Regions from separate parts of the Homo sapiens genome. Here regions 2 and 3 are each linked to region 1. A link is an interaction called in ENCODE POLR2A ChIA-PET data of the cell type or tissue named here. Cell type or tissue: HepG2. All regions are shown on one strand. Each heading gives the region's core, and the rest is flanking DNA. Links, peaks and the distances in the headings are about the cores only.

Evidence for each region. Peaks named below come from ENCODE experiments on the same cell type or tissue, not always from the same donor. Only the 100,000 strongest peaks of a DNase experiment are listed, where the experiment ranks them.
Region 2: POLR2A ChIA-PET joins it to region 1 with 52 read pairs; 26 of 35 experiments call an interaction of 5 or more read pairs at or near these places.
Region 3: POLR2A ChIA-PET joins it to region 1 with 17 read pairs; 15 of 35 experiments call an interaction of 5 or more read pairs at or near these places.

The regions. Positions count from the first base shown.
Region 1 is chr14:95,518,367-95,527,277 of GRCh38, reverse strand. No RefSeq gene overlaps it. Among named protein-coding and RNA genes, the nearest start is that of SYNE3, 6.2 kb to the right of the region's middle. RefSeq lists a cis regulatory region at 2,767-3,169 and enhancers at 3,192-3,486, 8,799-8,911. In HepG2, for the core only: a CTCF peak has its summit at 2,880; DNase peaks (open chromatin) are centred at 447, 2,377, 2,967, 3,717 and 1 weaker place; H3K4me3 peaks cover 2,008 bases.
Region 2 is chr14:95,448,361-95,456,360 of GRCh38, reverse strand. SYNE3 (spectrin repeat containing nuclear envelope family member 3) reads left to right here. Exons shown (of 18, transcript NM_152592.6): 6 at 637-984; 7 at 3,978-4,114; 8 at 6,256-6,430. Among named protein-coding and RNA genes, the nearest start is that of SYNE3-AS1, 64 kb to the left of the region's middle. RefSeq lists enhancers at 3,810-3,859, 4,250-5,042. In HepG2, for the core only: a CTCF peak has its summit at 3,731; DNase peaks (open chromatin) are centred at 3,270 and 3,700.
Region 3 is chr14:95,465,831-95,473,830 of GRCh38, reverse strand. It overlaps SYNE3 (spectrin repeat containing nuclear envelope family member 3), which reads left to right. Exons shown (of 18, transcript NM_152592.6): 3 at 5,864-6,036; 4 at 7,591-7,900. Among named protein-coding and RNA genes, the nearest start is that of SYNE3-AS1, 46 kb to the left of the region's middle. In HepG2, for the core only: no CTCF peak of the experiment used is centred there; a DNase peak (open chromatin) is centred at 4,870.

The DNA of each region.
Region 1 (8,911 bases), core at 1-8,000:
AGCATTCTGGGGCATTCGATGTAAGGAGGGGCGAACAGTCTTCACCCGTGACTGTTCCTTGTGCACTAGTGCCTTGTATTATGCTTCCGAGCAAGAAAAAGAAATTCTTTTCCCCATGCTCTGAATAGGAAGTCAAGGAAACATGCAGTTTATTTTAGCTTGCCAACAAAAACTACACACACACACACACACACACAGCTTAAGGTTATGTTAAAAAAAGGAATACTTTACTCCATTGTGCCAGATAAAGTTATTCTAACTCTGTTACATACTTCATGTTAGTACTTGGAAGACACCTTGGAAATACCTAGTACATTTCATCAGGTGTTGAGGGACTGAATAATACTGGTGTAAAGTTGAATTTTTCTAACTGTGTAAACCAGTGGGCTTGATAAGAGAGCTCAGCCGACGTTACGTCAGAAAGGGCCGTCCATAAAGTGGTTCTGCAAATGCTGATGTCAACCCAGGACACACAATTAGAGGCCTCAAAGAATATAACCACCTCACTTGTGCTACTACCCAGCCCTGTTTCACAGTGGTTGGGGATCAGAACCTCTTCAGGGAGTGTATGCATTGTAATTGTATCTGTTTATTCCTCCCCCCACCCCCACCACGCACACACTAGGCCATCAACTTCTAGTTGGGTAGGATTCATTTTTGTAACCTGGTGCCCTAGTGCCATCCCTGGCACTTACTATATGTTCAATAGATAATTCTTGAATAAAGAATACATAACCTGGTGAACAATACAGAGCAGGATCTCAGCAAATCCCAAATTGTGTGAAACTCATAATATCGAGCACAGGTGCCATAGGAGGTGGAGAAACATTCAGTGAGGCACCCACAGGCTCTGCGCTAAGCAGGATACAGAGTGGAGTAAGAGGCTGCCAAATCCCAAGGACCTCGCAGTCCTGTGATGGGGACAGATGCAAGAATGCCCCCGAGAACTGGAGAAGGGAATGGAGCTCTCGGAAAAAGCTCAGTCAGCGCCTAAGGGATAGGAAAAGCTTAGTAGGGGGTGACACTTGAACTGAGTTTTGAGAGAAGGGTAAAGTGCTTCTATATAAAAAGGAGGGACATTCCAGGAAGAGGGAGCAACCAGGGCAAAGGCACAGAGGCCCCTGGGTCCACTGGGAGAATGCCAGGCCGTTTCTTGAGAAATGCAGGACTGGACATAGCTGAGGGGAGGACAGATGGTAAGGGACTGGGCTCTCCTCCTCTGGATGAGGGAGAGTCCCAGGAGGAGTGTAAGCTGCAGAGTGCTTGAGAGATCACCCTTGCGGGAGTGTTGATGGATTGGAGGTGGCCGAGCTAACGGGGCCACTTAGGAGAGGGTCATCAGATTTAACCTTTGCAGGTATTGGGGTGGGGGCATGGGGGAAGGGCACTGCTGCAAGCTGAGTTCTTTGAAGGTAGGGATGACAGCATTTGGTGACTGGCTGACTGTGGGGAGGGGGCTGGGAGGAAGAGGGGAAGATTCAGGCTTATTCCTAGGGTTTTGCTTAGCCACTGACTGCACTTGATGATGCAGGGAATACAGCGGGAGGGGGAAGGAGGATTGGAAAGGTAAGTTCAGGAATTACTTTTGGACATTTCTGTTTCCAGGTGCCTGAGGAACATCTAAATCATCAGGTTATGTCTGAAATAAAGGGAGAGAGTATGCAGATTATTGCCTCTACGGGTCTGGATCTATTGATAAAGGAGATTTGGGCGGGTGGGGGGGCAAGAAGGAGTGCAGAGAAGAAAACCTGGGGAACGCATATCGCTGGGGAGGGACAGGCCATGAGGAGAACTAGGAGCAAGTGCTTTAGGGAAGAGGAATTTACCAGAAGCCACAGAGGGCCTGAGCATGAGGGCTCACACCTGTAGTCCCAGAGCTTTGGGAGGCCGAGGCAGGAGGATTGCTTGAGGCCACATGCTCTAGACTAGTCTGGGCAACATAGTGAGGCCCCATCTCTAGAAAAAGTTTTAAGTTAGTTGGGAGCAGTGGTGTGTGCCTATAGTCCTAGCTACTTGGGAGGCTGAGGTGGAAAGATAACTTTAGCCAAGGAGTTCTAGCCTGCAGTGAACTATGATAGTACCACTGCACTCCAGCCTGGGCAACAGAGCAAGGCTGTCTCTTAAAAAAAAAAAGGAAGCCACAGAGAGAGGCCAGGTAAGGACCCAGGGTCTCGTGGATTTTGCAATGGAGGTAAACACAGTGTGGGCTGATGCAATCAGTGTTTGCTGCCCTTGGGCGCTTCGCTTCACCTCTAAGGGGCTCTGCAACGTGATAGAGTTGGGCCAGTGAATTTGTCAGGTGTCTTCTGGCTGTTACTTTTGTCTGTGTGTGAACCTTTGTTTTAGGCCATTTCTGTAGTTAGTGAACAGAGCAGATAGAGTCCAGTCATTTTGCAGAAATGTTTCCATTTGGATGATGAAACAAGCTTGATTGCTGAAGCTGGTGCACTCATCCCATTGGCATGGTGCTAGCCGAGACCTTTGAAATACCTGAGGACACCTCTTGCCTGTTTATAGAGGTTGCTTCTGTCTGCTGAATAGGGCTTTGTAATTAACCAGGAGGTGCATTTAGCGACACTGGCCATTTTTCTCTGCATACCAAGTCTACAACATCAAAGAAGAAATTTAGGATGAAAGTTCTTTAAAATCTTAGGCCAGGTGCTGCAGCTATTGCCATTGCAAGGACCTGCGGCAGTCCTGTTGGAAAATGTTTGTTCTGCATGTGTTCCATGCCAGTTGTTGGCAATAAGATTCTAAGGTTTTGGAACTAGACTACTGCAATGAAACAACTTTCTCTGTTAGGGAAGTGTCCTGGGCTGTCAAGAATTATCATCAAGAGCAGCAGGTTTTATAAGATACATGGACCTATTTGGCATTTACCAGCCCATGCCGCTAGGATAGAGGGACAGGGCTGGGCCCCAAGTGTGGGCTTCCCGGAAGAGCCAAGCACCGGCTGCTCATATGGGATGGGTGGGGGTGGTGCAGGTGCCCTGCATGGGTTCCACTGCCCTAAAGAGGGTACAAAGGCCACACCTCCGTGTGTCTGCCAGGGCTGGGTTCAGAGCCTCCCTGGCTTCCTGGGCACTCTGCCTATCACACAGCGATTCCAATATGATCACATGTTCAGAACAGCCACACTTGTCAAAGCAAGGAGAGAACACTTCAGCAACGTTCAAAAACATGTCTCCAGGGATTAAAAAAAAAACACGGAAAGCTTCATTTTCCTCCCTAGTGGGGAAGTCTTCCTTACTCACAGCCTCTTCCTGAGTTGGTGTCTGTCGTGAAGCATTCTTTGGAAGCATAGTAAGCGGAGGGTTTAATTTACCATAGTCGTACACATTTGCACAGAATCTAAAGTTTGCAGTGCGTTTCATCATCTTTATGTGAATCTCATGCAGCTCTTACAGGGAAAACAGGAAGAACTGGCCCCATTTTCTAAATGTGGAGACAGGAGGAGGTGAGATGGCTCGCCTCTGCCCAGCCGACTGGGAAATGCAGAGCTCAGAGAGACAGCAAGTCAGGAGATGTTGATCCAGGGAGCTTTTCACTCTGCCACCCACCCCATCGATGGAAGCACCGACATTATCAAGGCTGCATTTAGATTTCAAAACAAAAGCAAGCAAACATGCCGGGCTCGTGGTATGCTGTTGTTTTAACCGAAATGATACAGCTGAAAGGGTGAGCAGCCATCAGTGCTGTGAGCGAAGCGTGATCACACATCTTGTATGTTTAGCAACTCAGGAGGTAGCTGAGCCTGGAAGTGACTTTCCTGGTATGTAGCAATTCAGAGAATACAAAACCACATTCATTATCTGAAATGGGCTCAGCTGCTTCTGTGTTTTATCATATAGAGCTGGGAACTTTGATGTGTGTGGTGTGTGCGTGTTTTGCTGCATATACAGATAATCACACAACTGGAGGCTTCAGCCTTGCTGTTTACACACACACACACACACACACCCCAGCAGATACATCACACACAGACTTCTCACCTGTTACGTTACTAACAGTGGTGCTGGTTTGTTTGAACAGTGTTTGAACTTATCAATAACCTTCCTCCAGAAGGCTCAGCATAGCTATAGCATATGCTGTGTGTGGAAAATATAACCTAAGAAACAGAATGGAATTGAATCATGACCACTATTGCTATGAGACAGAATCCACAGCGATGGAGTGGGTGCTGGGGTCAGACTGCCTGAGTGTGTACCCTAGGTGAGTCACATAATAGCTGGGTGAATGGCCAAGTTTTCACCTTTTTTCCCTCATTTGGAAAATGGGATGATAATAGGAGCTATCCTGAAGGGTGATGATGAGGGTTAAATTAACAATATAGGTAAAGGCTTAGAACAGTGTGTGGCAGATGGTAGGTAAGCCCTTAATAAATATAAAATATCATTATTTGTGTCCATCATTTGAGATATATCTCACATCTTATCCAGAGGACTCCCCAAACACTCGTGTTGTCACTTCTCTTTCCTGTCTCTGGGTTCCTCTACAAGTCAGTTTTGTACCATGCAGTCTCGCATTTGATGACATGCAGCATTACTTAGTTCTGTGAATGATTCGTGTGTCTTAATGTCACTTCCCCAACAGACTGTAAATTTCTTGATGGCAAGAACCATGTAACTGGTTTTTGTTAGATTTCTGCAACTCAAGACCCAATCCTGGGCAACTGTTGGACACTTAAACATCCTTCATCACTAGCTGCGTTCATCACTAGGAAAAAGTAAGAGAAATCTGATGGTATGGGATTGTAAGTGGGTATTAGATCCAACAGCTGAAACTTAAGATGTGAAGATGTATATTGACACACATGTGCGTACAAAATGTTTATAGCAGCTTTATTGATAATAGCCAAAAACCAGGAACAACCCGGATGTCCTTCAACAAGGGAAGGGTGACCCAGCCCGTGATGCATCCGTCACACTGTGGATTGCTGCTCAGCAACGAGGAGGCACAGACTCGATACGGGAGCCAGCCTGGGTGACGCTCCAGAGAACTACCCTGAGTGGAGAAGGGCAGTCCCACCGTGTGATTCCATTATTATCACATTCTTGAAATGACAGAATTATAGAAAGGAGAACAGAGGAGTGGCTGCCAGAGTTTAAGGAGGGAATGGGGAAAGGGGGAAGAGCAGCATGCGGGATCCTTGTGACGGAAGCGTTTTGTGTCGTGTGGGTGTCTGTCAGTTTCCTAGCTGTGATACTGTACCATTGTCTTGTAAGATGCTGCCATCGGTGGAAACTGGGTAAAGCATATAGGGGACCTCTCTGTATGATTTCTTACAACTGCATGTGAATTTACAGTGGTCTCAAAATAAAGCATTTAATTAAACAAAAAACCCACATGCATTTAAAGTAGTCCCAACAGAAGCAGAAAGAATAGACCAGGCTTCCCACTGTTGGGAGAAACGAGAAACATGGCAGACCTCTTCCAGAAGAATTTTGTATATTTTCTTTGTTTTCTGTTTTTGTTTTTTCTTTTCTTTTCTTTTTTTTTTTTGAGATGGAGTCTCACTTTGTCACCCAGGCTGGAGTGCCGTGGCCTGATCTCAGCTTACTGCAACCTCTGCCTCCTGGGTGCAAGCAATTCGTCTACCTCAGCCTCCTGAGTAGCTGGGATTACAGGCACCCACCACCATGCCCGACTAATTTTTTTTTGTATTTTTAGTAGAGATGGGGTTTCACCATGTTGGCCAGTCTGGTCTTGAACTCCTGACCTCAGGTGATCAACCCTCCTCGGCCTCCCAAAGTGCTGGGATTACAGGCATGAGCCACCGCACCCAGCCAGATTTTATTTTTTAGGAATAAAATTTATCAATTTTCCTTTAACACTTTTGTTTATCTTAGTATTTATTCCTTGGAGTATAATAGTAGTGGTGTTTAGTTATGTTAAATGATGATTGTTTAATACAAACAAGATCTTCTTTTTTCAAAAAGATATATAATGGAGAGAGAGAGAGACAGGGTCTCACTCTGTCACCCAGGCTGGAATGTAGTGGTGCAATCATGGCTCACTGCAGCCTTGACCTCCCAGGCCTAGGCAATCCTCCTGCCTCAGCTCCAAGTAGCTGAAACCAGGCATGCACCACCCTGCCTGGATAATTTTATTTATTTATCTGTAGAGACGGGGTCTCACCATGTTGCCCAGACTTGTCTTGAACTCCTGGGCTCAAGCGACCCTCCCACGCTGGCCTCCCAAAGTGCTGGGATTACAGGAGTGAGCCACTGTACCTGGCCAGCCAATACAATATATATATGTATGCGTGTGTGTGTATATATATATATATATATATATATATATATATACACACATACACACAATATATCATAATGTATTATGTATATTACATTACATATATTACATTGTATATAATACTGTGTGTGTGTATATATATATTTCTTATAGTTACTTAAATTGGGGGAATAATTTAGAGAAAATCTTTTTTAATTCTCTCATTTCACAGATTCAAAAACTTAGAAGTGACCCAAGGTTACACAGCTAGTTAGCAGCCTTAACAAGAGTTAGAACCCCATCATCCGAGAATCCAGTCCTGTATGTTATATATAATTGTATTTTATAAATGCAGTACAATTAAATGTATGTAGAGGAATATTCCAAGTTACTCCAGTTCCCCTGCTTGGTACTGAGATGACTCATTGCCACCCAGAGGGGTACCTCTGCTCAGTTGATGGGTGGCAGCTGCCCATGAGGAAGTGAACAAACCAGGGTGCTGGCTGTGCTCACCCTAGAAGCACATGTAGCACCCAAGTGGGAAAGGACAGGCTAACACTTGGAGAACCGGCAAGGAAAAAACAAAGAAGAAGGAAAAGTTCAGAGCAGAACTGGGTTGAGAACGAGCTCTCCAGGCTCAGACCAAGACCTCTCTGATGGGGCACCCCAGAAGTGGGCACCCTTAATGTGAGCTTTTCATCCGTATTAAGCTGAAAGCACTTATGTACTTCACCACTAAGTGGGAAGCCAGGCTAGAGATGGAGAGATGGGAATGTAAATGTTCTGAACAGCAATTCCTATCCTGGAACCCTGGGCAATGCCCCTCGTCCCTACTCTCTTGCCTCAGTTTACCCATGAGGTGTTTTATTAGCCAGAAAAGCCATTGCAGCTTTTGTTGTAATCTATCTGTGGAGACTGAACACACACACACAAACAACTGAAAAAATCATGCTTACAAAATGAGGATTGTGCAGATTGCCACTGAAGCTGGCTAACCAACAGCAAATGTGAAACAGACCCAGATAATTTCCCCAGGCTTATTAAATTGATTCCTGCTTCCCCATGAGTGGTGGTGGAGATGCTGGCTGCAGGGAAGGGACAGAGGGAAAGAGTGGTAAAAACTTCGCTTTTTGGAGGACATTTGGTACGTTGCACAAACAGCCCGCGCTGCCAAGTGAGTCAGAACTTCCGAACAGCATAATTTTAGTGCCCTTCTTGTGGTTCCCTCTCTGGGCTGCTTCTGAAAGGAAGGTCTCAGGGCGGGGTTTCCTGTGTTCAATTCCAGAGATGACAAAGGGGCTCTTCCCCCAATCCTTTGCCAGATTTTTTTTTCCAGATGGGTTTTCATGTCCACCCCCTTATGTAGCTGCAGGTAATGCTGAAGACGAAGGTATTGTGGACTTCCTAGTTGTAAACTGCCCCATCCCTTCGCATTGCTTACTCAACTTTTGTTTTCCTTCCATGTGGACTACTTTGGAGAGAAAAAGATTGGCATCAAATAAAAAATAGGGTTCTGTTTTTGATGTGATGTTTATGTCAGGCTTAAGAAAAGTAATGGATGGCCGGGCATGGTGGCTCACACCTGTAATTCCAGCACTTTGGGAGGCCAAGCAGGCAGATATCTTGAGGTCAGGAGTTCGAGACCAGCCTGGCCAACATGGTGAAATGCTGTCGCTACTAAAAATACAAAAAATTAGCTGGGTGTGGTGGTGTGTGCCTGTAGACCCAGCTATTCAAGTGGCCGAGGCACAAGAGTTGCTTGAATCTGAGAGGAGGTTGCAGTGAGTCAAGATTGCACCACTGCACTCCAACCTGGGTGACAGAGCGAGACTCTAAGAAAAGCAATGGAATGGGAGAGTATTCTGAAAAGCAGCAAGCCCTGTAAAGCCCAAGATAATAACAATCACATTGATAATAACAAAACTATCTGCACAGTATTTTGTACTTTATAAAATATGTTTATCACATGTGTTTTCACCTATGAAAAATTATTGCTATCCCCATCTAACAGATGAGAAAAACCAATGTTGTAAGAGGTCACATTCAGTGTAAGATTAGACTGTATGTGCACACTGTATGTGTAACAGAATCTTACAGTGTAAGATTCACTCAGCTAAATAAGTAGCAAAGCTGGGCCTGGAAAGTGAATATCTCCACTGCTCTGAACTGGTGCTCTGCACTGCACCGGCAGCAGGAGGGACAGTTCATCTCTGTGCACCATGGTCCCCTGACACAGAATTATTACACCCTGACCTCCTTGGAGGTAGTAGTCTATGCCTCATTCTTCTTCATATTCCCAGAGACTAGCACATAGTAGATACTCAGGAATGTTTGACGAAAGACTGAATAGCTGTATGGCAGAAACTGTAGCAATCATACCATTCCCAGAACCATAACATAACAGCTCGCCTGAGTTGGGTGCTCAAATACCAGGCACAAAACCATACAAGATAAGCTCCTATTATTAGATCTATTCAACAGAAAAGGAAACCAAGTATGAGTAATCAGCTGAAAGTTGCAAATTGGGCACTTTGGCACTAGAGCCTGAGCTCCTAACTGTACCCAACCATCTCTTCCTGCAGGACATTGAGTTACAGTGGCCAGCTCCACCCTTGGAGCAGCCTGGGGGAGCCATCTCTCTCCTTGTGCAAGTCACCTGCCCTCTTTGTGTCTTGGT
Region 2 (8,000 bases), core at 1-8,000, 71 kb after region 1:
GGCTCCCCACTTTTCACCTGCTGAATGGCTTTCAATGAGCCTCTGACTCCCTCCATAAACTGAGTGGGTAAAATGTCTTTAATAATTCAAGAACCACTTGATACATTTTGCCACAACTGTGCAGTATCTGAACTATTTCTTTAATATTTGTATTTAAATGGACTCATTTTTAAAAAAACTGATGATTATTTATTTAGAAAGAAAACATATCACTGTCATAAATGGAAAAGATGGTGCCAATTCCAAATAGGTAGATAACCACACAAATAAATACAATGAAACCGAACGGAGCCATTTGGTTCTATTTGGCTCCACACTGTTTCCAGCTGAAGGCATGGAAAGGAAGATAAACAAATGTCAGAAAGTGTTCAAGACAGAAGCACCCAACAGAGACTTTCTCCTTGACTTAATCAAATGGCTTGAAAAAGACTTATGGGGAAGGAATAGGGTTCTCAGGTTGTGAGTCCATGCTACTTAAGGCAGACAGTCCAGCCCTTGGGAAGGCCCCTCTCTGGCTCTAACGCAGGACTCCAGGAATCAGTGTTTTGCAGGGCAGTCCCAGGTCTGCTCTGGAAAATGCAGCAACTGTATTCTTTTTCCCTGCCTGTTTTTCCCTCACCCCTCTACCCTCTTCAGGACATTGCCAAAGATTTTCCCAGGGGCGAGGAGTCTCTGGAGACGCTGGAGGAGCAGTCTGCGGGTGTCATTCGGAACACCTCTCCTTTGGGTGCAGAGAAGATCACCGGAGAACTGGAAGAGATGAGGAAAGTTCTGGAGAAGCTGCGCGCCCTCTGGGAGGAGGAGGAGGAGCGGCTGCGGGGCCTGCTCCGGTCCAGGGGAGCCTGGGAGCAGCAGATTAAGCAGCTGGAGGCTGAGCTCAGTGAGTTCAGGATGGTCCTGCAGAGGCTGGCCCAGGAGGGCCTGCAGCCTGCGGCGAAAGCGGGGACCGAGGACGAGCTGGTGGCACACTGGAGACGCTACTCGGTAAGCGTGCTTGGCCGAGTCATGGAGCCCAGGGTGCTGTCTGTGCCCAGGGTCCTGGCACTCAGACCTCCTCTGTGATGGAGAATCGGGCTGAGCCCTGAGCACACTCACTCTGTTTCTCCGGGATTCTTGGTATCTCAGCTCCCTGAGCGGGGAGTAGACAAGTTGGGTGTTTATCCCCATTTTCTAGATGAGGAAGCTGGGGCCTACAGAGACTTTTTTCCCCAACATCCCTAGAGTCACATGGTAGGTCTGTGAATAAATAACAGCAGAGGGGGATTGGGCAGCCAGGTTTGGGCCTCAAAGCTACTCTCCTGCCCAGTGGTGGGATAAGGTGTGGGCTTCCTCTGCGTGGAACAGGGAATATTGGATCAGAAGGGGAAACTCTTAATGTGGAGATCATGGGGAACAAACATGGGCCTTTAGGAGGCCAAGCAGCAGAGGCCCACGGTGGTGGGGGGTGCTTCCCAGACCCCGACATGACATCCCATCAGAGGCTCCCCAGCCCTCCCCCGAGGTATACGAACTGAAGCTTGACTTGTGGATAAAGAGAGTTTTAAAATAAGAAGCAACGGCCCTCCCCACCTCTGTCTTTATTTATTGTTAACTCAGGATCACGACTTCATGAGAGGAGATACCTCCAAGGGAAGCCATCCCAGATCTTACCTGCACTCTGCCACTGTTGTTATATGTTTTCTCTTCCTTCTAATCTCTGCTCATACGCAAAAATATTTTTAGTAGGGAGAAACAAAGGGCTGTCTTCTCATTCGATCTTGTAGCAGAACAGGTTACCCTGCAGTTATCACCTTCCTCCAAAGGGAACTGTCCCCTGCTTTAGGACTGTCTGCCTCAATGCGCCTTGGAGGTGGTGTGGCACAGTGGTGAGGGATGGGGACTTTGGGGCCAGACTAGCTGGGTTTAAGTCCTAGTTTCTCCCCTTGCTAACTGAGTGGCTTTCGGAAAATTACTTTAACCTCTGTTATGTGTGAAATGAAGCACTGAGAGGCTAGGAGACTTGCCTGTGGTTATACATCCAATAGGTGGAGACAGGGATTTTAACTTGAACCCAGGCAATCTGACTCAAGGTCATATGCTTCCAACCACTGGGCCAGCTCAGGCTCCCAGTTCTAGAAAATTAACATAGCAAGAGGAACAGACCAGGAATCCAGACATCAGTGGATCCATCCCCCCTGGGACTGCAACCCTGGGATGCTCCCGAGAGAGCAGAGGGCTGGGTATGACTTGTGTTATCCCTCTGCTGACGGGAACAGGACCCTCATCTGTTTCAGGGAGACTGTTTGCAGCAAAGGTTGAAGTCAGGGTGGATTTGTAGCTTATCCAGCGTCTGGTCAGGAAATGCAACTACCTGGCAGGGTCCACCCTCCTGAGCCTCCCAAGGAATCAGCAAACTAAACCTGACAACATTATAGGTCCCAGCATGGCATGTCAGAGCTGGAAGGGATGTGGTCTTATTTTACAAGGAGGGAACTGAGCCTAGAAAAAGGTCATGCTTAGCCAGGCCACCCAGCCATGGGGCAGCGTCCTTCCCAGGAATGAGGGCCCTGGGTGTTCCAGCACTGCTTCAAGTTGATGATGGGCCTTCCAGTGGCCTGGACAGGCCTCTCTCCAGGGACAGCCCCCAGTCTTGCTCACCCTCTGCACCCTTGCCCTTCCTGCTGAATTCCTGCAGGCCGGCCAGCTTTCCTGACCACTGATGTGCTGGGCTTCTTCATGAATGATTTTCAACCTGCCAGTTCCCACAAACCAACTGTGTCTGGTCTTCCGTGAAAACTTTCATAGACGTCATTATGTTTGCTAACTAATTGAATAGCAATAGGAACATTTTTGAGAATGAACAGGGCTGGCTGGGCAGATTCTGTGTCCTTCTGCCTACATAGTGGCCCCTATTGCCCCAGCTGCTGCCTAAAATCCTTCCCTCTATTTGTGCTTTCTCCCTTGAGCTTAATACTCTAAACCCTGTTCATCCGTGGGTCACCCCAGGCTAAGCCTAATTGGAGCTGCCCCTGGTTCCCTGTGAATGGAGGATCGGTCAGAGGTCGGTATGGTCAAGAAGGACAGAAGCACAAGGCTGCCTCCTGGGATTGAGGGAGCTGGGGATGGGGAGGGACTAATGCATCCCTGCTCTGTACCAAGTGCCTTGTCAATATCACCCGACCCACGTGGTTGGTGAGAGTGGCCCCATTTATCAAAGAGGAAACAGCCCAAAGTGCACAGCTAGGAAAAGACAGAGGTGGGTCTCCAGGCCAGCTCTGTGTTGTGGCAAAGCCCAGCACTTTCTACTACCCCACCCTGCCTCCTACTGAGCAGGGCCAAGCAAGGGGCTGAGAGTCCTGCAGATCAAGGTCAAACGTGGAACTTCCCAGGACAGCAGTGAAAGGCTGTGTCTGGAGTGTTTGCACATGTTGAAGTGAAGCAGCTTAGGAATAGTCCATGCAAATAGCTTCTAGGCCTGCCGAGAATAATAACCGGGTTCACAAAGCACCTTTAGAGGCATGAAGAGGCCCTGCTCTGATGTCCGGTCCACCATCTACAGACTCTGCAACCGTCAGAGAGCTCTTAGCCCAAGTTTCCTTGTAAATAACATTGGGACACGGAGACTAGCCTTTCAGGACTGTTGTGAGGCTTAAACGAATGGGACACCCAGGGCGCTCAGCCTGGCATTGGTGTCCCCTGAGTATTAGTTATTTGTACCATTAGGAGCTAGTGTTTGCCATGGCAATGCTGGGAGGTAGGGGGCAATAAAGAGCAGAACTGTAGCCCAGCACCAGACAGTAAAGGCTGAGTTCCAGGTCATGGAGCTAGAGATGGGAGGGTAGGGGCTGAGCTCAAGAGTGGGGCCCCAGTTCCTGCCCCTGGTGACAGTTTCTTCCTAGCCTAGCCCACCTCCACTGGCCACGCTCACCCTCCTGCACACACACACTTATCCTGTTGAGGAGCCTCACCTCCCGCTGCGGTGTCGTCATGTGCTGCAGGCAACACGGGCGGCGCTGGCCTCGGAGGAGCCCCGGGTGGACCGGCTGCAAGCCCAGCTGAAGGAGCTCATCGTCTTCCCTCACAACCTGAAGCCACTCTCTGATAGTGTCATCGCTACCATCCAGGAGTATCAGAGGTATCTGGGAAGGCCAAGGGTGGTGGGACTCAGGGTGTGCTGGAACCCACATTTCCCCATCTCCAGAAGGCGGGCTTGCTTTCTCCTACAACATAGTAACTTCTAAATCATTCTTTGTACCTCTCAATGACTGGCTTTTAGAGGTTCTCACTTGGCTCAGACACTGTCCCCTTTGACTGTTTTGCATTTGCTCCCAGAAAGAGGCCTGAACTTTGCATTTATCCAGGCTAGTGGCTCAGCCACCCATCCTATCATGACTCTTCATGCAGGTTAGCATTGGGGAGGGGTGATGGCCCAAAGGGAGGGCTTTTCAATAGACAGACTCCATTCCCCTGCCTTCGGATGCTGACTTCAACATCTGAGCCGTCTCCAGACCAGCCTCCACGTGTCCCTCAGCCCCCGGGCTCAGGCACAGCAGGACCTCCAGCTTCCTAGTTTAGCAAATGCAGCAGCCCTGTATCCTCCCTGTGTGGAACCGAGCAAAGTGTTGATTTGAAATCTGTTACCTGTCTTCACTGCATGAGCCTCCGAGGTGTTCTGAACATGGTACAACTGTCCACGCAGCTGTCGTGCATCTCCTACCTCTGCCTGGTACAGGGAGCTCCTTCAGAATGAACAAAGGGAGCTCCTACCTTTGCTGTGTGGCTCTCATCCCACAGCGTGCTCAGGCCTACATCTATAAAACTGGGGCAGTGGCCTGGATCCCCCGTGGGATGCTAAGGTAGGGGTCGGGCTGGGGTTGGGGGGTTGGATTTCCTGTGCACAAAGTAGGCAGGGAGACAGAGTGGCCAAGGGTCTTCCTCTCCCTCTGGTTTCTCTCACTGAGATTTCAGGTATTGGTTTCCTATGACTTGGTGCTGGACATTGTGTTTGAAAAATTATTCGTAGAAATTAAATGGGCCTAGAATGACGGTATCTTACTCAAGAAAGGGTTTTGTTTGCTTCTTCCAGGTGCCTGGGGGCAGGCAGGACTGGTCTAGGGTCTCCATAATTTATCTTCAAGGCTTGTATTCCTTGGTCATGAAGCTGGGCCATCCGTCTGTTGGACTGGCTTGCTTGCAGTGCACTTTTATCCTGAGGGCATGGACCTTTGCGATCCCAGCTTCATGTGAGGTGCTGTTTTCAGAATCTGCCCATTTTTGATAGACCCTTATCCTGAGTGGCTGCCAAAACCCTAACTCAGTTTTGTAGCTATTTCTTCCAGATTGGCAAATGCCCTCAGGGTCAAAGTTGGTTAGACTCACATTTCTATTATTTGTTTTTTAAAACTTTGATCAAGCAATTTTTTCATCTTTTGTTTTTGTACTCAGTGGGAGGGCCAGTCTGAATGAATTATTTTTCCGTTACTGGAAGAATAATGTCTCCATGTGTCATCTCATCTAACACTTAGAATGATTATATGAGAGGAGCACTGTGTTGCCTATTTCATAGGTGAGAAAACTGAGGCTTGTTAATATTGAGCCACTTAAGGTCATATAGCTGGCCTGTCTGGCTCCAAACTCCCAGCTCTTTATACCTACTATAGAATCAGAGAACACTCGTGCCTTTTATTTATTTATGTATTTATTTTGGAGACAGGTGTCGCTCTGTCACCTAGGTTGGAGTGCAGTGGTGCAATCACAGCTCACTGCAACCTCGAACTCCTGGGCTCAAGCAATCCTCCTACCTCAGCCTCCCGAGTAGCTAGGACTACAGGCATGCACTATGATGCCTGGCTAATTTTTAAATTTTTTTGGGGGGGATGGGGTCTTGCTATGTTGCCCAGGCTGGTCTCGTACTCCTGGCCTCAAGTGATCCTCCTGCTTTGGCCTCCCAAAGTGCTGGGACTACAGGTGTGAGCCACCGTATCCTGCCCATGAATGTAAATTATATGAGACTACAGGTCCCAAGGAGCCCCAGTGTCTGTCCTCAGGAAGACCCCAGGCCTGCTGCTGATGCCTTTTCATAGTGATATTAATCAAAGTCCCTTCCAGCTACATCTTCTGTCTACTGCTGCAGACATTCCCAGCAACTGAAACAGGAGAAGGCCCACCCTGGGAGCAGTGCATGCTGGGCCTCTTGAGGGTCTTGGCGGAGGCCTCATCCCTGGACTGAACCCACTCTCTCTCCTCCCTCATTTTCTCCCTCCACGCTCCTTGCAGCCTGAAGGTGAAGAGCGCGAGGCTGCGCAATGCCGCGGCGGTGGAGCTGTGGCAGCATTTCCAGCGGCCTCTGCAGGATCTGCAGCTGTGGAAGGCCCTGGCCCAGCGGCTCTTGGAGGTCACTGCCAGCCTGCCGGACCTGCCTTCCCTTCACACCTTCCTGCCCCAGATCGAGGTAACCGTGGTCCTGCCAACTGGGTGGGGCTGGGGTGGGCCACTGGCGGGGCATGGTGTTTCAGTCTCTCTCCCAGGGGAAGGTCCGTTTCCGGGTCCTCCGGATATCTGGGGAGAGCTCACTGCGCCCGGTCTGCTGAGTCCTGGTGCACAGGGAGCGTCCATGCTTGCTTGTTACACTGACAAAGGTCAGCTCGGCTCCTGGGGGTTAACCCGGGGCTCCGTACGGACGCTCCCCACCCGCAAGCATCTCCCAGGTGGAGGCATTAGCACTCCTGAGAGAGCAGCGTTCTCAGGCCATTGCCTTTACTGCAGCTCCAAGTGGCAAGAAACCTGACCTGACCTGCGGTATCTTAAAACAGCGACATTCAGGCAGTCCAGGGTGCCAGGCCACAGCTCAGTGGTGTCACCAGGACCAAGCCCTTTGTAGTTCTAAGCCAGGTCTCGCCTCATGGCCCCAGCATGGCTGCTCCGGCTCCAAACGTGCATCTCCCATGAACAACAACTGGCTCCGGATGGAGCCGCGGATGCACAGGGCTCTCTCCACCTCTACTTCCGCCTTTCAAATCTTCCCCTGACACCCGCACACTCCCCTCACATCTCATTGGTTGGTCAAGGTCATATGATTGATTATTCCTGGCCCAATCATCGGCAAGGATGATGGGATTACCGTAACTGCTTTGTACCAATTAGACTCAGTGCCTCGGAACTGAGCACTTTGCATCCCAAAATGCTGGTTGTTTGGGAAGAGAGAAGGAGGTATGGCTGTGGGATGAGCAGAAGACAACATCTTTCATGATGCCCGTCACTGTGGTGTCCCCAGTGTGCCTGTACATACTGTCTCTGGCATCATTGAACTCTGAAGTCCATAAAATGATTTTGTGTCTAGAGATTCTTAGACACAAAGAGTGGGAAAAGACTCAAACGTGTGTGAGATGTATAATCATTCTGATTATAAAAGGCACACCTACTTGGAGAGTGTAAAGGTGTGTGAAGAAGAAAACAAAAAGCTCCCATTATCCCACAAGCCACAGGGATGAACATGTTGGGGCAATTTCTCCATCCCCTTTTCTGCCACCTTGGTATGACCGAGGAGAACCAATAACCAGGGTTGGCCCCTGCTCACCCTTGGGTACACTACTTGGCCATGTGCCTGCATTTTGAAACGTCTACCCTTGTGATTTTCCGCTTGGGGCTTACATTGGGACAATAATTTGTTTTCTCTCTTCGTGGCTTTTTGTTTGGAGACGAAGTCTTGCTCTATCACCCAGGCTGGAGTGCAGTGGCGCGATCTCAGCTCACTGCAACCTCCGCCTCCCGGGTTCAAGAGATTCTCCTGCCTCAGCCTCCCAAGTAGCTGGGATTACAGGCATGCACCACCATGCCTGGCTAATTTTTTGTATTTTCAGTAGAGACGGGGTTTCATCATGTTGACCAGGCCGGTCTCGAGCTCCTGACCTCAAGTGAGCTGCCTGCCCCGGCCTCCCAAAGTGCTAGGATTAGACAAGAGCCACTGCACCAGACCTCTCTTAATAGTTTTTAAGCTGCAGGGCATGGCCTTTCTTTCCAAG
Region 3 (8,000 bases), core at 1-8,000, 53 kb after region 1:
AAGCTCACACCAGCCTTAGTTCCAGCCACTGTCATACCTCCCAAGCTCACACTGGCCTGAGCTCCAGCCACTGTCACACCTCGCAAGCTCACAACAGCCTTAGCTCCAGCCACTGTCACACCTCGCAAGCTCACACCAGCCTTAGCTCCAGCCACTGTCACACCTCCCAAGCTTACACCGGCCTTAGCTCCAGCCACTGTCACACCTTGCAAGCTCACGCCCTCCTTTGATTGGCAGAAGACCTCGTAGACCTTCCACCGCCAAGCCTTTGTCCATGTGTTGCCTCTGCTTGGAATGCTTTTTTGTGTGGGTCTGGGTGTGCACAAGAAATGAAACCCTCCTGTCCGTGCATCTCTCCTGACCAGTTTCCGCCTTTCTCAGCCCCAGCTCCTGACCTTACCTGTCTGTGAGCATCACAGCCCTGCCTGTGTGCCCACTGTGTTAGGGTGCTTAGCATTTTAAACTTTCTACCCTTTGCTGGTGGGTCTTTCCCTCCAGGTGGTGGTTCTGGTTTAAGCAAAGTCAAGGGTGGTCCTTAGGAAGACACATTGGCAGGACCAGGGTGGATGGGCCCTGGAAGCCAGAGGCAGCACTTCTGTGAGCCCCGAGGGGGTGGGAGTCCAGGCAGAGGGGAGTCATGGCCTGAGCGTTCTGCCAGTGTCTCCTCCCACGGGGCTCCGGCATGCTTCATTTACTGTGTGTTTTGCCACTTCAAAACCAATTTCACAATAAGAAAGAAAACGTTTTCCTGTTGCCAGCTGGTAAGAGGGGGCAGCTAGTGCCTCTCGACCTACCCATGGGACCTGCCCCCGGGTGCTGGGGTCTCTCTTGTGCTTCCTCCACCAACTCTGTTGGCTTGTCTCCAGTGCCTGTTTGCTGCAGTGACAGGGACGTGGGCTCTGATCCAGTTCTGACTCTTAATAGCCATGCAGCCGGGAGGATGTCCCATGCCTTCCCGGGACCTCATGTTCCCATCTGTAGAGCAGGAATGAACCCCCTCACCCCTTGTGTTCCCGAGGGGTTAAGGGAAACTCCAGAATCCTCGTGGGGTGGGGGCTTTCTGTAAGGTGTGATTGGAGAACCCATCGCTCCTGGGTTGAGAGCTTGGCTACTGGGTCTGCAGGCCCGGGCTCCAAAGTCTGCCATGGCTGTGGCACCTCAGGAGGATTTCCCAGAGCTCTCTGAGCTTCAGCTTGCTTCCGGGGAGAGTGATAGCTGCTGCCTTTCAGGAAGGAGGGAGGATTAAGGAGGATCATTTATAGACATGCTTGTATGCACAGTGCAGGGTATGCTGGCAGAGCTGGCGAAATGGAGGCGATCGTTTCTTGTGGTTTTAGAAGCTGGGATACACAGCATACCAAGTGTCCCTGCCCATCCCCAGAGCCTCCAGCAGTGGGTCTTAGGAGCTTCCAGCCACACTCCCAGGTTCCAGCATATGTATTTATTTGTTTATTGAGAGGGAGTCTTGCTCTGTTGCCCAGGCTGGAGTGCAGTGGCACGATCTCAGGCTCCCTTGTCCTGTATCTGGGTCCTGGCCTGAGCCAGGCAGCTTCCTCACCAGCTTCTGGGCCACCGTCTTGGTCAGGAGCACCCTGGTGTTTCTCAAGGCTTGGATTCCCAATGCATTCATCCTTCAATATATCTTACTTCCCTACCTTTGCTCAAATATCCTTCTCCAGTTGTCTTTAATTAGAGACCTGCAGGCTTCATGCCAATGCCACCTCCTCCACAAAGCCTTCCTGGATTTCTCCCATCCCTCCCTGAGCTCTCATACTACTTTGCGGTCTCTCCTGGCCCTTTTTGCAGTCGTCTGCGCTCTTATCTGCAGCCCTCTTTCCTACCAGCTTGTTCATCCAGGACCCTAGCACTCAGCATAATGCTCAGCTGGGGGTCACCTGGTCTTGGCTGGGTTGAGGGAAAACCCTGATTAACCCCATTCCTCCACTTTCCTGGTCTCCTGATACTTCTCTCCAAGGTGTTTCCTTACATCCGATCCCCACCTTCCCCTTGCCCTCATTGGCTGCGACAAATTGGAATAATTCTGTGGCTGCAGTTCAAGTACTTTCTCCCAGCTGGCCACGCAGACCTTGCCAAGCACTCCTGGACTGTGTCCTTGCTGGTGATGGGCTATAAAAGAATCTCACACCAGCCAAAGAGTGTAATCATCAGCGCAGTGAAAAAGAGTGGAATCTACTTCTCAAAATTCGGCTTTTCCAGCCTAGCCACAGCCTCTGGCCTCCCCTGGCTTCAAGCCTCCAATAAACTTCCTACAGGTTGATCTTTCAGGGCAGACGTTTCTTCTCCAGGTCGGGGAAGGGGGCTTGGTGTCTTGCCTGCCTTTGGACCAGCCAGCTCCTCTGCCTTGGTAAAGAAGCATCAAACTCACTCCCTTGAAAAGGCAGTGGGTCTCGGGTCTTTGTGTCCCCTTCTGTCCAGCCTGTGCCTCTTTCATGAGGATAAGAAGGACGAAGGTCCAGGGGTCTGGGGGGACCACACAGTCAGGACACCAGGCTTTGGAGAAGGGGCCATTGTCCGCATGGGACATTCCAGACCTGGCTGCTCCTTCTGGGTGTGGCCAAGGGAGATGGAATTTCACTTCTTCCCCAGAGTTGTTGGCTCCTGTGATTTTCAGAGCTGGACTCCATCTGAGCTGAAGCTGGGAGCAGGTGTGGAGGAGGCTTCTCTGGCAGCTGTAGAGAATCATTCCTCAAGGCTGGTGGTTTCTGTGGGTCCCCAGCTCCCTTGTTTGTAAATTTGGACTTATTGTGTTGCTAGCTTGGGGAATATGAAGTCTCCTTTCACATTTCTGGGAATCAGAAATATCATCTTACTTTCTTTTTTTTTTTTTCCTGAGACGGCGTGTTGCTCTGTTGCCCAGGCTGGAGTGCAGTGGTGTGATGGCTGGAGTGCAGTGTTGTGATCTCGGCTCACTGCAACATCTGCCTCCCAGGTTCAAGCAAGTCTCCTGCCTCAGCCTCCTGAGTAGCTAGGATCACAGGTGTGCGCCACCATGCCCGGCTAATTTTTGTATTTTCAGTAGAGACGGTGTTTCACCATGTTGGCCAGGATGGCCTCAAACTCCTGACCTCGTGATCTGTCCGCCTCGGCCTCCCAAAGTGTTGGGATTACAGGCGTGAGCCACCACATCCGGCTCTTTTTTTTCTTATTTTTAGTTTTTTAGTGACAGGTTCTTGCCCTGCTGCCCAGGCTTGAGTGCAGTAGTGTGATCATGGCTCACTGCAGCCTCAACCTCCTGGGCTCAAGCAATCTTCCTGCCTCAGCCTCTTGAGTAACTAGGACTACAGGCATATGCCACTGTGCCTGGCTAGTTTTTTTTTTTTTTTAATTAAAAAAAATGCTTTTGGAGAGATGGGGCCTCACTGTCTTGCCCAGAGTGGTTGCATACTCCTGGCCTCAGCGATCCTCCTGCCTTGGTCTCCCAAACTGCTGGGATTACAGGCATGAGTCACCACGCCTGGTCTACTATTATTTTTAATCAAATTAAATCTCTCTCTGAATGGCAACAAATTCATCCTCAGCCATGCTGTGGAACCCTGCCCCTGGGTGGTGTGAAACATCCTGGGTGGATAATCGTATTCAGTCTAGAACATTCCACACTGGCCCTTGGGTCTTCAGGCCACACTGGCCACTATGGTACTTTTGTTTTCCCCATCACTGCTCGCTGCTGAGAGGGACTCGGGGTCCCTGTGTGGGTACTTGCTGTGGCCACCACCCCCTGGGCCCCTGCCACATCCTGCTACTTGGCCAAACAAACCCTCTTTCCCTCTCTTGAGGAATCTCCCCATTCTTCACTCTCCCTGAGCACCTCCCACTCACATGCACACAGAGACAGCCTTTGGAAGGAGCTTGTTTGCCTCACTCTTTGATAACAAAGGTAGGAGGGGAAGTCCTTCTATACTATTATCATCATCGTCATCATCATCGTCATCATCAACGATTATTGTATGGAGTAAAAAAAGGATGGGGACCATTGCCCATTTGCACACATTGGGGAAGGGTCTACATAATTGTTCAACAGTTTACAAAGTACACTAACTTATACCCATGTTTAATTCATAGTGTTTTTATTTTATTTTTATTATTTTTAATATTATTTTTTGAGACATGGTCTCGCTGTGGCACCCAGGCTGGAGCGTAGTGGTTTGATCACGGCTCACTGCAGCCTCGACCTCCCAAGCTCAAGCGATCCTCCCACATCAGCCTCCCAAGTAGCTGGGACTACAGGCATATGCCACTACATCCGGCTAATTTTTAATTTTTTTTTTTTTTTTTTTTTTTGTAGAGACATGGTCTCACTGTGTTGTCCAGGCTGGTCTCAAACTCCTAAGCTCGAGCAATTCTCCTGCCTCAGCCTCCCAGAGTGCTAGGATTATAGGCATGCAGCACTGTACCTGGATAAAAGTGTTTTTAAAATTAATATTATAACCCTGGGAGGTGGACAAGCAGAGACTGTTATCGTTGTCTCAGGATGAAAAAGGGAGACCCAGAGTAGCCTAGTGACCTGCCTGGGGTCACACAGCTGTCAGTGGGGCAGCATTCCACATGGCAGGAGCTCTCCTTCACCCCAGCCATGGGGAAGGGTCAGAGACAAGCAGGCTGCTGGGAAGCCAGTCTAAGGACACTGACCACCAGCCCTCAGGGAGACGGGCTGGGGATCTGAGCTTGAGCTTTAGGCCATGCCTGCTGTTAGTAAAGACAGATCCAAAGATAAGGATAATAATAATAATAGTGAGCAGGTAGTGACTGGGTTGCGGTGTGGGCTGGGCAGCGTGCTCATGGCTCTCCCTACATTACCTAATGCTTATCTTCCCTCATTCTTAGGCCTAGAGAATGTAACTCCTGTGACAAAGGTCACAGCAGCAGTAAGGAGTGGCCCTGGGATTGGAATCCAGTCATATTTGCCTACAGAGACCAAGCCTTAGCTGCCCCTGAACTGCAATAGTAACAGCAATGACAATAGCTAGCATTACTTGGACACTTACTATTTGCTGGACATCATGCATTGGTCTTAGTCCTCCAAGAAGCTGACACCAAGATGAGATGAAATGTGCATGGTATTTATTAGGGGGATCCCGCTGGGAGAATATGGGGAGGAAGGGAGCCAGGAGAGGCTGGTCAGAGGGATGCAGATATGATCCCAAGGCCAGAAGAGCAGGGAGGAAGGAGCAGGGTCAGGAGGGGCCATCTCAGACAGCTGTGGGTTCTAAGGCAGTTTGCAGGAACATGAGCTGTTTGTGAGTTACAGTCACTCACTCAGCATCTCCCAGGAAGGGAGCTGCTTCAGTGTCCCAGCTGCTCTTGGTCTCTGGTGGGAGCAGCCTCAGGAGCAAGGCTCTGGTGCAAACTGCGAAAGACAGAGATGATTCTGGAGGCTCAGCTGGGCCCTGGGTTGGGCCAGCTCCTCGCAGTCCCCCTGAGAGGTAGATGCTCACGCTGCACACTGAAACATGTACCTCACATGCATTTTCTCATCGTTTAATCCTGAAAAAAATCTGAGAGATAGATACGATTAATACTTGCACTTTACAAATGAGAAAACCAAGTCCAAGGAGAGAATGAAACTTGTCTGAGTTCACACTCTAGAAATGGGCCGAGTGGGGAAGGAGAGAGCCATTCATCAGACAGCACCCAGCATGCTAATCGCCTTTGCTCCCGCCTCCTACCCTCAGAGCTAGTAGCAGGTTGCCCAAGACCCCACAAGAAGGGGTGCAGGGGCTGTGATGTGAATCCCAGATCCTCTGGCCTTCGAGTCCTGGCTCTTTGCACCATGCCACTATCTTCCCAAGGTTGTGCCTGTCTGCCTTTTGCCAACCCTGGAAACTGGCTTGTGTGTCCACAACAGAAAATATGCCAGCTGGAGCCCGAGGGGCGTGTGAGGGTGGACCTCGTGCTACGGATGGCTGAAGCCCTCTTGGCATGCTGCCCTGGGGACCAGAAGCCCGGGATCCTGGCCCGGCTGAAGGACATCAAGGCCCAATGGGAGGAGACAGTCACCTACATGACTCACTGTCACAGGTAGGGCATCCAGGGCCTTTGTCCACAGCTGCCATTTACCCTCCTTGCCCACTGTGACACTAGCTTGGGCCCTCTGCCCAAGAGACATTTCTCCAGTCCTGGGATTCTGGGGGACAGGATATTCTCTTGGGATTAGGGCCAGCCCTGCCTGCCTCTTTCTAATTATAATCAGGTTGAATGATGATAATAGACACTGGGAACCCAGCGTGTTTTGTCAACAATTCCTAAGAGACTTACCGTGTGTGCATCCTCCAGAGCATGGCACAATGGCTCTGGAGAAAGAAGGCCTGGGGCCCTGCTAGCACTGTAGCCAGAGTCCCTGCTTGTACCAGGAAGCTGGGTGGTGGTTGGCCGGGACAGGGGGTGGTGGGGAGCAAACACTCGGACAGACCTGGCATTGACTCTTGTCCTGCTGGTTACTTCCTATGTGGTTTGGGAAAGTTACCTGACCTCGCTGAACCTCAAGCACCTCTCTGGACAATGGGAGTAATCAAGTGCTCCTTGAAGGTTGTTAGGAAGTTAGGAGGGGATAGCAAATATCAAGAGCGAGGCACACTGCTTGGTACAAAGTAGGCCCTCAGTAAACAAGAGCTGCCAGGATCATCTCCATTTTTATAAAGCAAGGATGTGCATGGAGATGGGAATGACTTTGCACAGTGCTTCCTGCTTTCTAAATCCTTGCGCTGGAAATTCCTAACACAGTGACTTGATGTTGGCTGGGGAGATAGAGCCACCTCCATGTTAGAGATGGAGAAACTAAGGCATGTGAAGAGGCAGGGTTGCAGAGTGAGTTCACAGCACCCCTGGAACGCACACGCAGGCTCCCAGCCTTCCGTCCCCATTGGGTGCAACGAGCCCACAGATGCAGATGTCACAGATGTCAGTGGGGCAGCATTCCACATGGCAGGAGCTCCTCCTTCACCCCAGCCATGGGGAAGGGTCAGAGACAAGCAGGCTGCTGGGAAGCCAGTCTAAGGACACTGACCACCAGCCCCCAGGGAGACAGGCTGGGGATCTGAGCTTGAGCTTTAGGCCATGCCTGCTGTTAGTAAAGACAGATCCAAAGTGCTCTGCAGGTGACTGGACACATCCCAACCGCAGTCTGCTCCTAAAATTAGTGGGTGTGCGTGTGCCAGCGGCCTGGAGAAACTGTGTTTAGAGCCCCAGTGCCAAAGAGAAATGACTGGGGGTGTCTGTGCATTGACAGTGGGAGTTCAGGGCCAGGATTTAAGGTGCTGGAGGTAAACGGCTCCCCAAGATGCATCCCCAAAACTGGTGGTTCTGGGAGGAAGTTTGGAGTCTGAGCTCCCCTGGCTCCTACCCTCACGCAGGGAGCTTATTTACTGGGCAGAGGGTCTTATCCAGTAGGACTGAGGGAGGGTCTAGAATCTGGAGTGTCAACAAGCTGCCCAGGTGACTCAGAGGCCAGAAAGGGCATCATCATGCCCCCAGACCACAGCCCCCTAGTATTGGGGAGGGGGTGACAGCACAGACCCCCGACCCAGGAGGCAGGTGGCTGGTTCCCTCACAACCTTGAGGTCTCTGTGCCCACAGCCGCATCGAGTGGGTGTGGCTGCACTGGAGCGAGTACCTGCTGGCCCGAGATGAGTTCTACCGCTGGTTCCAGAAGATGATGGTCACACTGGAGCCCCACATCGAGCTCCAGCTGGGCCTGAAGGAGAAGCAGTGGCAGCTGAGCCACGCCCAGGTGCTGCTGCACAACGTGGACAACCAGGCGGTGCTCCTGGACCGGCTGCTGGAGGAGGCAGCCTCCCTGTTCAACAGGATCGGGGACCCCAGCGTGGACGAAGATGCCCAGAAGAGAATGAAGGCTGAGTACGATGCAGTGAAGGCCAAGGCCCAGGTGAGGGTGAGGCTGAGTGGGCTACATCCTCACCCACCCATCCATGTATCCACCCTTATCTACCCATTCCAGCCACTGTTTGCCTACTATCAAGCTATTT